2 separate regions of the Homo sapiens genome follow, and region 2 is linked to region 1. Evidence: read pairs that join two places in POLR2A ChIA-PET (ENCODE). Cell type or tissue: HCT116. All regions are shown on one strand. Links, peaks and the distances in the headings refer to the core of each region. The heading gives the core; the rest is flanking DNA.

What was found. Peaks named below come from ENCODE experiments on the same cell type or tissue, not always from the same donor. Only the 100,000 strongest peaks of a DNase experiment are listed, where the experiment ranks them.
Region 2: POLR2A ChIA-PET joins it to region 1 with 27 read pairs; 8 of 35 experiments call an interaction of 5 or more read pairs at or near these places.

The regions. Positions count from the first base shown.
Region 1 is chr5:142,360,379-142,364,773 of GRCh38, forward strand. All of the region lies in intron 3 of SPRY4-AS1 (SPRY4 antisense RNA 1), which reads left to right. Among named protein-coding and RNA genes, the nearest start is that of SPRY4-AS1, 37 kb to the left of the region's middle. RefSeq lists a silencer at 466-704 and enhancers at 2,426-2,720, 2,510-3,229, 3,230-3,951, 4,189-4,238. In HCT116, for the core only: no CTCF peak of the experiment used is centred there; DNase peaks (open chromatin) are centred at 573 and 2,523; H3K4me3 peaks cover 2,902 bases; H3K27ac peaks cover 4,000 bases.
Region 2 is chr5:142,444,324-142,448,718 of GRCh38, forward strand. The region is part of intron 3 of SPRY4-AS1 (SPRY4 antisense RNA 1); the gene reads left to right. Among named protein-coding and RNA genes, the nearest start is that of SPRY4-AS1, 120 kb to the left of the region's middle. In HCT116, for the core only: a CTCF peak has its summit at 912; DNase peaks (open chromatin) are centred at 1,158, 1,968 and 2,618; H3K4me3 peaks cover 2,155 bases; H3K27ac peaks cover 3,746 bases.

The sequences.
Region 1 (4,395 bases), core at 208-4,207:
TGGTTCTTTTGATTTCTTGGGGATTAAACAGCAACAGTGGCCAAGGTGACACCTGGCAACTGAGTTGCATGGTTGACAACAGCTTAGGGCCTGAAGTTCCTTTTTGTGAGTGGAGGAAGGTGATAAGTTTAATACTGGAAAACCCCATGTTGTGTTTATGGCAGAAGGGGGGAGAAACACCTTTGGATTATTGTAAACAAGAGAAACGGGAGAACGGGGTAGCCTGAATCCCTCTGTCTCCCCCTCCTTTGTTTTAATTTCCCTAAGATAGTCCCAGCACAGCATGTTGTATTATACAGCGATAATTAAAACACTTGGATTTGTGAACTGAGATTTATAGGGCAAACAGGAGCCAGAGGAGAAAACGACAGTCATCTCTTTTATTTGCAGGCAGATATCCAAATTGCCACTTGCTTGCTTTTTCTTCCCGACACTATCACCTACTCTGCTTAATTAGATCCTTTCTTTTCCATATCATTTCCAACTGCCCGCTCTCCCTGCTGCACTGCAGTTTGTGAAGCCACACACTGAACACTTTCCCACAGCCCAGGGAAGATGTGAGTCAGAAACGCAGCAGCAAACAAGAGCGGAGGAGGGCACCTTTGCATCGATCGATCGGGCTGTCCCGCCTGCCTGTCCATCAGCCTCAGGGAGCAGGGACGGGAGGAACCTAACCGAGGGATAAGATGAGAAAGTGCTAGACATTTTCCAGCCTTCCTAAGACAGTTTTCTACTGAGTGCCCATTTGTTGTGGGGAGTGGAGAGGAGAATGAATTCCCCAAACAGCAGGCCACCCCCAAATCACATTGCAGTATCAAATAATATTTTGCTATGTTCAAAACTGTCATTCTAAACTTGAAACAGGGAGGGATGGGGGGCAGTTATGGGGACTGAGATGAAGAAAATGCTGTCAAATTTAGAATCTAGTAGAAAGGACAGTCAAAAATAGCTAATGAGAATTTTTGGCTAAATTAATTTGTTTTGGGCAAAATATTTATTGAATACCTTGAGTATTTGCTGATACTATGTGTCAGACATTGTTTTAGGCACTGAGGGGATACAGCAGTGGCCAAACACCAAGAAATCCCTGCCCACATTGATTTACATTCTACCTGGGTAAAGGAGGGTTGTGACTGTTAATTTCTTACCAAAGAGCATAGAAACTATGCAGAAAAATGAAGTGAAGGGGCCAGGCATGGTGGGCTCCCACCTGTAATCCCAGCACTTTGGGTGGCCGAGGCGGGTGGATCACTTGGGGTCAGGAGTTCGAGACCAGCCTGACCAACATGGTGAAACCATGTCTCTAGTAAATAAAAAAAAATTATCTGGGCATGGTGGCGCATGCCTGTAATCCCAGCTACTTAGGAGGCTGAGGCAGAAGAATTGCTTGAACCCAGGAGGTGGAGGTTGCAGTGAGCCAAGATTGCACCATTGCACTCCAGCCAGGGCAACAGAGCGAAACTCCATCTCAAAAAATAAAATAAAATAAAGCAGAGAAAGTGGCTAGGGAGTAGTACCGGGATTTGTAATTTTAAAACAAAGTGAAGACAGTACAGTGTGTAGATTGACAGACCCGATCTTGAATCTGGGCTTTGACACCTGCCAGCTGTGTGTGACCTTTGAGTTTCTGTAATCAACCAGTCTGAAACTTAATTTTTCTTATTTGCAAAGTGGGTCTAGTAATAAGGGGTTACATGAGTAAAACTATATATATACATATATATATATACGTGTATATATATGTATATATATATGTATATGTGTATATATATATAAATAATTTTTTTTCTTTTTGAGACAGAGTCTCACTCTGTCACCCAAGCTGGAGTGCACTAGCGCGATCTTGGCCCACTGCAGCCTCCACCTCCCAGATTCAAGCGATTCTCCTGCCTCAGCCTCTTGAGTAGCTGGGATTACAGGCATGCGCCACCAGGCTCGGCTAGTTTTTGTATTTTTAGTAGAGACGGGGTTTCATCATGTTGGCCAGGCTGGTCTCAAACTCCTGACCTCAGGTGATCTGCCTGCCTCTGCCTCCCAAAGTGCTGGGATTACCGTCATGAGCCACTGCGCCCTGCCAGAGCAAAACAATATAAATTTACATATTCAATCAGGGTTTCATTAATGTTAGCTGATATTAACTAAGTGCTTATAATATAGGGTGATGGGGGAGCCGAAGGAGGAGTGACCCATCGCATTTGGAAAACGGGTTATTGTCCCTGTCAGCTGTCTTTTTTCCAGTAATCCTAGTTCGACCATACACCAAGAAGGCAGCAGGAGTGCAGGAGAACTCTTGCAGCCAGGATTAAGGTTGGGAAGGATTTAGATCCTGGTTTGGTGTGTGGGACATAGGCTGAAGTTAGAGTAATTGTCAGTATTTTAGATTCTGTTTCAAAAATTATTTTCTACAAGCTTTGTGTTCAGCCATATAGTTCACAACAAGCCTGGTGGGGAGGCTGGGGCTGTCCACTTGACAAACGGGAAAACAGGCACAGGATGTGAGTGCCTGGCCAAGGTCACCTCTAGTCTCCAGAGGAGATCTCCTGCCGGCCCAGTGATGAGTCATGCTGGAGTGTTGCTCCCGGGGTGAAATCACAAAGGAAGGCAGGCTTGGATTTATTGCAGGCAGCAAGGGGAAGTTTCCTGTTCTTGAGAAATCTCAGAAACAGTAACTCCTCCACCTGAAGGGCCTTACTGAGTAGCCCCCAAACCCACACAGGTACAGGGCCTGGTTTAGGGTGAGGGAGAGGCCTTTGGCCTGTGCAGAGGATAAGCAGTAAACAGTAGAAAGAAAAAAGAAGGGGCTGGGCACGGTGGCTCACACCTGTAATCTCAGCACTTTGGGAGGCTGAGGCGGGCGGATCATGAGGTCAGGAGATCAAGATCATCCTGGCTAACACGGTGAAACCCCGTCCCTACTAAAAATACAAAAAAAAAATTAGCCGGGCGTGGTGGCGGGCGCCTGTAGTCCCAGCTATTCAGGAGGCTGAGGCAGGAGAATGGCGTGAACCCGGGAGGCGGAGCTAGCAGTGAGCCGAGATCAGGCCACTGCAGTCCAGCCTGGGAGACAGCGAGACTCCGCCTCAAAAAAAAAAAAAAAAAAGAAAAGAGGAAACTTGTAGTGGAGAGCTTGGGCTGTAGGCCCAATGGACCTTGGTTTGCTGATTCTGCCCCTTACTGGCTTGGGCAAGTCCTATAACCCTTTCTGAGTCTCAATTTCTTCATTGGTTAAATGGGATCATCACAGTGCCTGACAGGTTTAATGAGAGAGTGAAATAACGTATGTTCAGGTTGCTTGATCCTAGGAGTTCAAGACCAGCCTGGACAACATAGAGAGATCCCTGTCTCTACAAAAAATACAAAAATCAGCTGGGTGTGGTTGTGTGTGCATGTAGTCCTAGCTAATCAGGAAGCCGAGGCAGGAGGATGGCTTGAGCCAGGGAGGTCATGGCTGCAGTGAACTGTGATGCCACTGTACTCCAGCCTGGGCAACAGTGCGAGACCCTGTCTTAAAAAAAAAAAAAGATATGTGCCAGGTATTCAGCACCGTGCCTTGCACGCAGCAAACCCTTATAACATTGGTTGTTATTTATGGAGAGGAAAAGGATAAAGGGGTGGGAAGGCAAGAGAAGAGGGCTTAGGGTACTCTGCCCTCTAATGCTGGACCATTCAGATGAGGTCCTGATGAAGCTCTGTCCACCTGAAGCTTTTATTTTTATTTATTTATTTTGAGACAGGGTCTCGCTCTGTCACCCAGGCTAGAGAGCAGTGGCATGATCTTGGCCCACTGCAACTTCCACCTCCCATGCTGAAGCGATTCTCCCACCTCGGCCTCCTAAGTAGCCGGGACTACGGGCACGCATCATCATGCCCAGCTAATTTTTCTATTTTTAGTAGAGACAGTGTTTCATCATGTTGCTCAGGTTGGTCTCAAACTCCTAGGCTCAAGCAATCCACCAGCCTCGGCCTCCCAAAGTGCTGGGATTATAGGCGTGAGCCAGCACACCTGCCTTGTCTGGAAGCTTTTAGAGTCACTCACACAGGAAATGCCGTCTTGGCTCTCCAGGGGTTCATGCTGGATCCAGCAGAGCAGGACCAGACAAACACCCGACATCTTCCCGTTTTCACTCACCCTCCCTGGCATCATGGTTCAGTGGTCACGGTGGGCCTGGGAGGGCCCCCCTTGGTTCCCCCTGTTTCCCTTACCTTAACCTTTGCCTCTCTGACTGAGACCCATTATGCCTCCTGTCTCTGTTGACTCCATATAATGAAAATAATTGAGCCTGTCTCCACCGATAACTGTCTCGAAACAAGCCCCGCCCCGGTCATCTGCCTCTGACTGAACACACCCCGCCCACTGCACAGGGCCTGCCGTAGCCTGCTTCCAGAACCCAAGCA
Region 2 (4,395 bases), core at 124-4,123, 84 kb after region 1:
TAAATGAGATAATGTTGATATATATAAAGACACTTGAGGCAGTTCTTAGCACATGAGGTGTATTCAAACTCATCAAGAGAAAAAAAGCTGCCAGTAACTTCTGACCTATATTCTGTGCTCTCAGTAACATGAGCAGAGAAAAGCAATTCTTCCTAAGAGATCCTCAGAATTCTCGGAACTGGGTCTTGTTGACTCTCTTTGGGTCCCATATCTGTTGCTGAACCAGTCATTACGGCTAACAGATGTCAGTGTTCCACTGAGCCAGGCTGGTTCATGGGCCCACCCTGAAGCTGAGGGTAGTGTTGGCACCACCTGAGCCACCTCAACTAAAAAGTGAAGGAGGGTTGTTTCTTTGGAGCAAAAAAAAAAAAAAAAAAAAAAAAAAAAGGTAGCATTACTAGAGGTAGAGAAACAAGAAGTCCTCTATATCATGCATTGACACTAGCAAAAGAGGCTGTCTGGATTTCTTGGGGAAAAGACACATTGTAGCTGATGAACTGAACAGAGAGGGTGGCCAGAGGCCCTTCCACTAAGTCCTGTTGAATCCTCCAGCATAGAGTAGGGAGGAAAGAGGGTTGGAGGGGTTTGGCAAGAATCACCATCTTTTTATTTATTTTTATTTTTTTAAATTTTAAGTTCCAGGATACTTGTGCAGGACATGCAGATTTGTTATATAGGTAAATGTGTGCCATGGTAGTTTGCTGCACCTATCAACCCATCACTTAGGTATTTAGCCCCCCATGCATTACCTATTTATCCTGATACTGCCCCCTCTGCCCCTGCTCCCACCACAGGCCCCAGGGTGTGTTTTTTCCCTCCCTGTGTCCGTGTGTTCTCATTGTTCAGCTCCCACTTATAAGTGAGAACATGTGGAAGAAGCACCATCTTTAAGGCTCAACCTGCTATGTCACTAGGGGCAGCATTCAGAGAGGTCGTCAGGAAGTCCATGGTCAGTTCATTGAATCTGCAGGAGGGTAAATAGGACATAATTACCCAAATGGCATGTGGGCAGGCCCCAGGCCATCCTGCAAGAAGTGCTGGGTAAGCATCTGCAACCACTAATGATGCCCCTCAAGGCCCTGGTGCTGCTCAGAGGTGGCGCCGCCAGCCCTGAAGCCCCTATTCCCATGCTCCTGGGTGAGTCAGGCTGTGTTGAAGGAGGGCCCCACCTGATTCACCAGTCCCACTTCCTTTACTTCCTGGTGGTCCCCACCCACACAGCCACCACACCCAGAGCAGCACTGACCAGTAGGACCAAAATTAGCTTCTGAGGCATAATGGGAAAACTTGGTCCAAGATCGGGTGGGCGATGGGTAAATTACAAAGGGACCCCGGGTTAAAGATATCAGCTCACCAGTTTCCACTTAAATCCCTACCACCTTCCACTTACTGGGGCCATTTGTTGCTGGAGTAGGCATAAGGAGACATTTCCTTTCGTGCCAAGTTTAAGCAGCTAACTCCTGTCAAGCATCTAAGGGTTAGTTCAGAAATGAGAGTGTACAATGGCACCAGCACCATAAAAATAACTGGATGGTTGTATTAATCTGTTCTTGGATTGCTATAAAGAACTACCCGAGACTTAATTTATAAAGAAAACTACCTGAGACTTAATTTATAAAGAAAACTACCTGAGACTTAATTTATAAAGAAAAGAAGTTTAATTGCCTTACGGTTCCACAGGCTCTATAGGAAGCATGGCTAGGGAGGCCTCAGGAAACTTACAGTCATGGTGGAAGGCAAAGGGGAAGCAGGCATGTCTGTCCTACATGGCTGGTGCAGGAGGAAGACAAGGGAGAGGTGCTACACATTTTTAAACAACCAAATCTCATGAGAACTCACTATCACAAGAACAAGGGAAAAATCCACCCCCGTGATCCAGTCACTTCCTACCAGGCCCCTCCTCCAACACTGGGGATTACAATTTGACCTGAGATTTGGGTGGAGACACAAATCCAAACCATATCAATAGTAGAGACTCAGCTGCTGTTTCACAACTACTTGTTTACTAGTGTGTGTGTTGGGAGTGAGGGTTCTAGTCGTTCCGGATATTATTTCTCAGGCTCATTTTTCTAAAGATGACTTCTACTTTACCCTGCCTTATCACATTCCATTCACTGATGACCTTGCTTAGTAATCAGTAAAAAATGAGACCAGCAACATCACAGCTTTCTCTCTCTCAGTTCTTCACTGAGACCCCAGAACCAACTCCTCCTGCAAACTCTGGGAACTTCATCCACAATATTTCCTTCTCTCTCCCTCCTGTTTCATCAGTCTGTGTTTTCTAACTCCTTCCTCTAAATCTATACTAAAATGACCCATCCTAAAAATAATCACCTTCCCACAACTTTCCACTCTCCTTGTAACTATCCGTACCCTTCCTCTCTACCAAATGTCTTTTTTTGTTGTTGTTTTAAGCGAAAGCATGTTTATTAGGAAAGCAAAGAAATAAAGAATGGCTACTCCATATGCAGAGCAGCAACTTGGGCTGCTGGACTAATGGTGCTTATAATTATTTCTTGATTTTTATGCTAAAAAAGGGTGGATTATTCATGAGTTTTCTGGGAAAGGGGTTGGGCAATTCCTGGAACTGAGGGTTCTTCCCCTTTTAAAACCATATAGGGTAACTTCCTGACATTGCTATGGCGTTTGTAAACTGTCATGGCTCTAGTGGGAGTGTCTCTTAGCATGCTAATACATTATAATTAGCATATAATGAGCAGTGAGGACGACCAGAGGTCACTGTTTTTGCCTCCTTGGTTTTGGTGCCCGCCACCAAATATCTTGAAAGATGTTTGCCTGCTATCTCCACTGCTCAACTCCAGTTACAGTCTGGTTTCTGCTTCTACCATGGCACTGAAATTGCCCTGCCAGGCTTATAGCAAGCAACTCTGAACTCTCCAGATGTTTTGAGAGTTTCATCCCTATCAGTGAAAACAAATTGAGTATGTGCCTCAACATATGAATATTTATTTATAAATTATATACATATGCTAATGTATAGATATTGTGTCTACTATGAAATATAAACCAAAATAAATACTTTAAGAGATGATTTAATTATAGAAGTTTGAATATTTTCCCTAGTGGATTGTCTTCTGCCTGCCTCTTTGGTCTACTTACCGATTTCAGTATATTTATTTTTTTGTCAGCTTTATTGAGACATAATTTAATGTGGTAAAATCAATTTTAAGTATACAGTTCAACGAGTTTAGACAAATGTATAAAGTCTTATAACCACTACCCCAATCATAATATAGAACATTCCAACACCTCCAAAAGATCCCTCTTTTATTTTCAGTGAATTCCTTACCTCTTCCCCGACCCCTAGCAACCAGCAACCTGCTTTTTAATCACTATAATTTGCATTTTCTAGAATTTCATATAAATTAAATCACACAGTAAGTAGTTTTTTTGTATCTGGCATCTTTCACTTACCATGATGCTTTTGAGATTCATTCACGCTGCTGCATGTGTGGGTAGTTTTTTCATTTTTATGGCTCAGTAATTATCTGTTGTATGAAGATGCTATAATATGTTTACTCATTTACCTGTTGAAGGACAGGAATTTATGACTAAAGCTGCTATGAGCATTGACATATAAATATTTGTGTAGATATGCGTTTTTATTTCTCTTAGGTAAATACCTAGGAGTGGGATTTCTAAGTCATATGGTAAGTATATGTTTAACTTTATCAGAAACTGCCAAACTGTTTTGTAAAGTGCCTGAAAAATTGCATCCTCATCTGCATCTATGAAAGTTCCATTTCCTCCCATATCCTCACCAACACTTAATATTGCCAGTCTTTTACATTTTAGCCATTGAGGGGGATATGTAGTGCTATATACAAAGCTGATTACTGCAGCCTTATAAGAATTTTTGAAATAATCCTTTAATTTTTTTTAAAAATCAAAATTGTTTAGACCTCTCTCCTTTTTTTTTTTTTTTTGAGACAGAGTCTCACTCTAACACCTGGGCTGGAGTACAGTGGTATGATGTTGGCTCACTGCAACCTCTACCTCCCAGGTTCAAGTGATTCTCTTGCCTCAGCCTCCCGAGTAGCTAGGCACACACCACCACAACAAGCTAATTTTTGCGTTTTTAGTAGAGACGGGGTTTCCCCAGGTTGGCCAGGCTGGTCTCGAACTCCTGAACTCAAGTGATCCACCAGCCTCGGCCTCCCAAAGTGCTGGGATTACAGCCATGAGCCGCTGCACCCAGCCCCCTACTTTTTAATATAAATATCTAAATCTGCCATCTTGCTACTTGTTTTCTATTTGTCCCATCTGTGTTTTGTTGTTCCTTTTTTCTTTTTCTGCATTCTTTTAGATTAAGTGCTTTAATATTATTTCTTAGCAACTTTATTGAGGAATAATTTACATACCATAAAATTCTTC